Linked DNA regions of Homo sapiens: region 1 is linked to region 2. The links are chromatin contacts, found by Hi-C or POLR2A ChIA-PET in ENCODE. All regions are on one chromosome and are shown on one strand. The core of a region is the stretch at or near the end of the contact, and the rest is flanking DNA. Distances in the headings are between cores, read along the strand shown.

The links. A loop is a pair of places that touch in the nucleus more often than their neighbours do. ChIA-PET counts read pairs that join two places held with the same protein, here RNA polymerase II (POLR2A). Pooled maps may share reads with other maps.
Region 1: a loop to region 2 is called in a pooled map, with 2.7 times the contacts of the local background. The contact joins the promoter of HPCAL4 here to the enhancer-like site in region 2. A Hi-C loop is called at or near these places in 6 of 168 maps with a recorded cell type or tissue (A673, Calu3, HepG2 and 3 more), 3 of 37 single-sample maps with no recorded cell type and 15 of 50 pooled maps. POLR2A ChIA-PET finds 5 or more read pairs at or near these places in 14 of 52 experiments (CD4-positive, alpha-beta T cell, CD4-positive, alpha-beta memory T cell, H1 and 10 more).

What each region holds. Positions count from the first base shown.
Region 1 is chr1:39,690,005-39,692,705 of GRCh38, forward strand. HPCAL4 (hippocalcin like 4) reads right to left here and starts at 1,429. Exons shown (of 4, transcript NM_016257.4): 1 at 1,302-1,429. RefSeq lists silencers at 1,206-1,285, 1,506-1,735 and an enhancer at 1,808-2,398.
Region 2 is chr1:39,650,766-39,653,465 of GRCh38, forward strand. NT5C1A (5'-nucleotidase, cytosolic IA) reads right to left here. Exons shown (of 6, transcript NM_032526.3): 6 at 464-2,700. Among named protein-coding and RNA genes, the nearest start is that of HEYL, 12 kb to the left of the region's middle. Within about 2 kb of position 1,444, at least 8 of the 41 ENCODE cell types and tissues checked have a DNase peak (open chromatin) inside an H3K27ac peak, as active enhancers do; they include gastrocnemius medialis, where a contact is called at or near this core.

The DNA.
Region 1 (2,701 bases), core at 179-2,678, 39 kb after region 2:
TGTCCATGTCAGGATGGGCTGGTGGTCTAGGAGGGACTCCTAATAGAAGGGGCCTGGAGAATGTGTGGGAGGAGGTAGCCTGTACCTAGGCTGGTTAAGAAGGAATGTGTCTTCAGTGAGTTCTAAACCAACCCCGCCCCCCTCAGGTCTCCTCTCTTTAATGTCCTCTTGGTTCAGGATCCTGTTTTTCCATAATCAGCCATAGAACCAGAGTGTCTCAGTGCCAGAAGGCTGTTCAAGTTCATCTCACCCAGTCTACCCTCTCTGTTATACCTCTCCCCATTTTCATGAAGGATCAGAGAGGGGAGTGACTTGGCCAAAGTCAAACTTTGGCTGTACAAGATTTGAACCCAGCTCATCTGCCCTCCAGGTATAGTTCACTTTAGGGCCAAGAGCAATACAGCCCACATGGCACCTTGGCAAGGTCCCCACGGAGCAGCAGGAAGGTGGGAGAGAGGGAGCAAATAGTCATACAAATTAGAAAGACATTTGACAGGCAGAATGAGAGGATTTGGTGCCTGGCTGTGAGGGGGGAGGGAGGAGGTATGGAGGTTGGGGCCTTGGCAGCAACTGGACTGACGGTATGGGTGGTCTGCTGGGGGTGGTGTCTTTGGTTCATCCTCCCGCCAGGATGAGAGATGCCAAATATGGGGCCTCTGCCTAGCACTGGGGGCCACTGGGGAGGGCTGTCGAGACTGTGAGGAGAAAAACTGGGGAAGGGGGATTGTCCCCCCCTCAGGTATGCTGTGGGCTCTGTCAGCTTGAGGGGTGGGATGTGGGGACAGTGTCTGGGGACAACAAGGAGGGAGCGCTCTGTGGAGGGGGAGGCTGTCTTTGGGGGCAGGGGCTCCCTGATGAGAAGTGGCTAGGGGCTATCCGTGGAGGTGGGAGTTTGCCATGGTGCTGGGCAGACAACCCATATCCAAACAGGAGGGAGGGTGACCAGCGCCTCCAGCTAGCACCAGCGCCACCACACCCCCAGATGTGTGTGTGTGCATCTGTGTGTGTATGTGTGTTTGCGCGCGTGTATGTTGGGGGCCATAGCAATGGTTGTTCTCACCTGAGCTGGGGATAAGTAGGCGGCTCTGCCTCCTTCTCTGCACCCATGGGCCTGGACTGAGGTGGGGGGTCTCCTGCCCAGGGGTGGGCTCTTCAGTTGCTGCCGCCTAAGGCGGAACCACGGGTCAGGGAGGTGAATCAGGGCAGGACATGAGGATGGGAAGGGAGAGTGGAGGGGGAGGGGGCCAGGGCCTCCGCCCGGTGGGTTTGTTGCCTTGAGGACCCGGTCCCACTCGCATTACCTGAGGCCGGTCGCCGGGTCGCTGGATGGCTCCGAGCCTCGGCGGGCCGCGGGAACCGAGGCTGGCTCGCGGGCCGGCAGCTGTGCTCTCCAAGGTCTGCGCCGGAGCCGCCTTCCAGCTCTTGTATCACTATGTGCCTCCCGAAGGCGACACTATTTGCATAAGCCCCGCCCCATCCCGGGCAGGTTGCACGGCTATTGGCTCCTCTGGAGCGGAGTGGCAGGCGGGGTTTCAGGTGGGGACCGGGTGGCCGGCGAGGCCCGGCCGCAGGAGCGCGCCCCGCCTGCCCGCGCTGACCTTCCCGGAGTCGCCGGGAAGCGGGAGGGCTGCACCCCCATCTGCACCCCTGCCCTGAGGCTCAGCCCCCGGCTTACAAGTCTGGGGTGGAAAGGGTCGACGATGAAAGTGGATTCTCAAAAACAACCTCACCGTTGCTATGGAAACGGGAGAACCACAGCCGAATCTCTAAGCTTCCTTTCCTGGGCCCCAGCATGGGTGGGGGCGGAAGAGGGGATGAGTCACAAGATGAGACCCCCCCCCACACCCATATCCCACCCGAAATTGGGAGGGGCCAAAGAGGAGCTGGGGAGGAGCTGGGTGGGAGAGGGAGGAGGTGGCTGGTCAGCAGTCCACATCTCTGCGTCCCCCCTCCCCACGCATCCACTCCCCTCACGCCGTGGGGCAGAGAGGAGGGTGCTGGTTGCGCGCGGAGAGCGCGGTATGGGTGGCGAAGTCCCAGCCTCTACCTAGCCCCGCGCTAGTCGTGGGTTCCCTCCAGCCACCCCTCTGGCCCTTCATTCCGGTCCCTCCCCAGACGGGCCCTCCTCCTTTCTCATGGACCCCCAAGAGGCCTCTCGCGTTCTCCCCCGAAGGACCCCTATGCCTAGCCATGGATCCTCCATTCCCCACCCTCCCGTTTTCCCGTCCCGCAGACGGAGCCGGTCCCCAGCCGCCGCCAGTCTCCGGCCTCGGATGTTGACACAAACCCGAGGCGGTTTACACTGAGCGGGTCTGGAAGCTTTCAGGGCCCCGGCAACACCTCCTCCCCGCACTTGGGGGTCTCCCCACAGCCCGGGCCGGCCGCCTGGGCTGCACTGGCGTCTGAGAGCTCCTGACACAAGGCTGTGGGAAGGAACCCTTTTAAGCCAAACTGGGGGCAAAAGGGGAGCCAGACATCCCCGGGCTGGGCCACGTGCGGGGCAGGGACTTCTAAGGATCTGTCGAAAGTCGGGGCGGACGGCTGGGGATTGGCCTAATCGGAGCGCGGACGCTGAAGAGCAGCGGTGAGAGGCGGGGCTTCTGTCCGCGCGGCGAAGGTAGAGGTGGGCTGGGCGGGGCGATGGAGGATGGGGTCAGACCTGCCGCGAGTGGGGGCGAGGCTTCTGGAGCTGGTCCCAGAA
Region 2 (2,700 bases), core at 194-2,693:
TAAGAACCACCCAGAAAAGCCACTCTTGGATTCCTGCTCTGCAGACACTTTGAGGTGCAGGAAGACCCTGGGGTGTAGGAAGACCCTGGGGTGCAGGAAGAAGAATGATGTGAGGGCTGGAGTCTGAGTTATCCCCTTCTTCCTTCATCTCACATCCTTTCTCATCTTCTCTTCCTCCCTCTCCATCCCCACCCTTGGTAGTTCCAGATGGGAACACCGAGTCCATGTGAGGAGCCCTGTTGGGGGAAGCTTGCCTTCTGATGCTCTCAGGCTGCTGTCCATTGCGGAATCTCCCCTCAGGGTGGTCTTCATGTGCTGGGACAGATTCTACAGAAAGATCCCAGCACTAGTGGATGAATCGGGTCCCAGGCCTCTTCATTACCTACGTCACCATTAGCATTTCATGAGGGGCCATATGCCAGTTTGTGAATACAATTGTGGGGAAAAAACAAGACAACGTAAGTTAATTAAAACCCTCTCCATTTATTTGAATGGCTTTTAAGAAGCAGAAGCACATGTGGTAAAATTAAGGTATAGGACATGCATGAGAAGTGACAGGGACCCACACTGGCAAGCACTCAGCACCCTTTATCATGTGACCAGGTAAATGTTACAAAGAGCCAGACAGGTCTGGATCGATGGGGTGTGCTACTAGTAGGCCAAAGAGGGCAAAGCTGGGAGAAGTACAAGCAGTCTTATTCCCAGACAAGGGAAGTCACAAAGACGAAGAAACACATGCTCTAACCATTTACGGAGGCACTTAGGTTTATCATAACAAGCAACCCAGAGAGGTTGGGTGATGAGGAAGACTGAGGCAGCAAATGCTATCAAAGCAAAGGGCTTCTGACAGGTAGATACAAGCACATTATGCACACAGGTTTCATTTTTCATCGTATTCTATATCGGAGGTTATTGAGATGCTCTTAAGTAGAAACCAGAAGTTAAGTATATGTGCGCTATTACATTAATAAAGAAGTTCGTAGGCCGAGTGTGGTGGCTCACGCCTGTAATCCCAGCACTTTGGGAGGCAGAGGCTGGTGGATCACCTGAGGTCAGGAGTTCGAGACCAGCCTGGCCAATATGGTGAAACCCCATCTCTACTAAAAATACAAAAAATTAGCTGGGCATGGTGGCGGGCACCTGTAATCCCAGCTACTCAGGAAGCTGAGGCAGGAGAATTGCTTGACCCCAGGAGGCGGAGGTTGCAGTGAGCCAAGATTGTGCCACTGCACTCCAGCCTGAGTGACAGAGCAAGACTCCGTCTCAAAAAAAAAAAAAAAAAAAAAAAAAAAAAAAAAAAAAGAAGTTTGTACATACGCAGTTTTGAACACACAAAGGCTGAGCTAGGTCATCTCTGAGGTCTCTTAAATATCCATCACTGAGAATCTGAGTGTAATATCCTCAGACTCTCAGTGACTTGGGTCTTAAAAACCCAAGTCTCTGGGCCTGGGCCAGCGGATGCAAACTGGAGATTCAAGGGCCGGATCTCGCCTACAGAATATGTTTTATTTGGCCCAGATGGTGTTTTCTAAATTCAAAATAGTTGCCAACATTTAAAAGTCCAGATTCCCAGCTTCTCTTCAAAAATGGGGCGGACTATCCGGCAACCTCAGGCCACATTCCCATGTGGCAGCAACCATGGCAGACCACAGTGTTCTCCATTCTCAGTGAAGAACTGGCTTAATCCTCTCCACTCATTTATGTTTCCTGCCTCGCCCCTGTAGGCATTGGGGTTTGTGACCCTGGCCCAGGCATCCAGTCTAGGGTGACCTCAGTGATTTTCTTGGTGGCTTCTTGGTGGCAGTTAGCTACAAGACTAGCCTTGAGGCCTTTACCCTAATTCCGTGGCAGATGGCCATGAAGGCATATATTCACCCACAGGCCAGGAGTGTGGGAGTCAGTGACCCCAGTCTTCACAGCTTTGGTTTGCCTTACAGAGGCTTTCACTTTGCAAAGATGAGTAACTGAAAAGTTCCCAGCCACATTTCACTTTTATAAATGGAATTCCAAAGGCCTCTAGGGGATGGCCCATCAGGGAGATACTTCCCAATTAAGGTCAATGGTAAGTCACTTCTGGGCCACATTAGAACACTCAAGCAGAGGCAGGAATCTTTGCCTAGGTTGGGCAGGGCTGGTAGTGGGGAGGGAAGGCAACTTTCGTAGCCATGGCCATGAGATGACCAGGGCATCTGTATACAGTTGGCAGGTTGTGCAGGTGTCTAATAGGTACTACCCATGTCACAATACCAATGGCGCCCTCTAGATTTTTGCAGTGCACAATCTGCCCAACTGGACACGTTGGCCTTGGCACTGTTAGGGGGAGGGAAGAAACAAATGGAGATGATGAGGCAGGTATAGTCAAAAGGATTGCCCTTACACAGATTCTACCACTTCCTTCCCAAGGCTCAGGAGTAGGGGTAGGAGGCAGAGGGTTAGGAGCCAAGACTTTCTTGGCCAGAGGTTGGGGGCTGGTCTCGGTGGCCCCCAAGCTGCACATACGCAAATGCCCATGTTATGATGGAAATGGGTACAACTATCCTAGGGCTGGCCATCAGTATGTGGGTCCCAGGACACTCAGTTAACAGAGATAACCATCTGTACACATAGTGAGTACACACACACACACAGAGTCATTGGCTGAGATATCTGGCCCATTACACACACCCACATAAATACACGTACGTGTACGATTTTTATCCT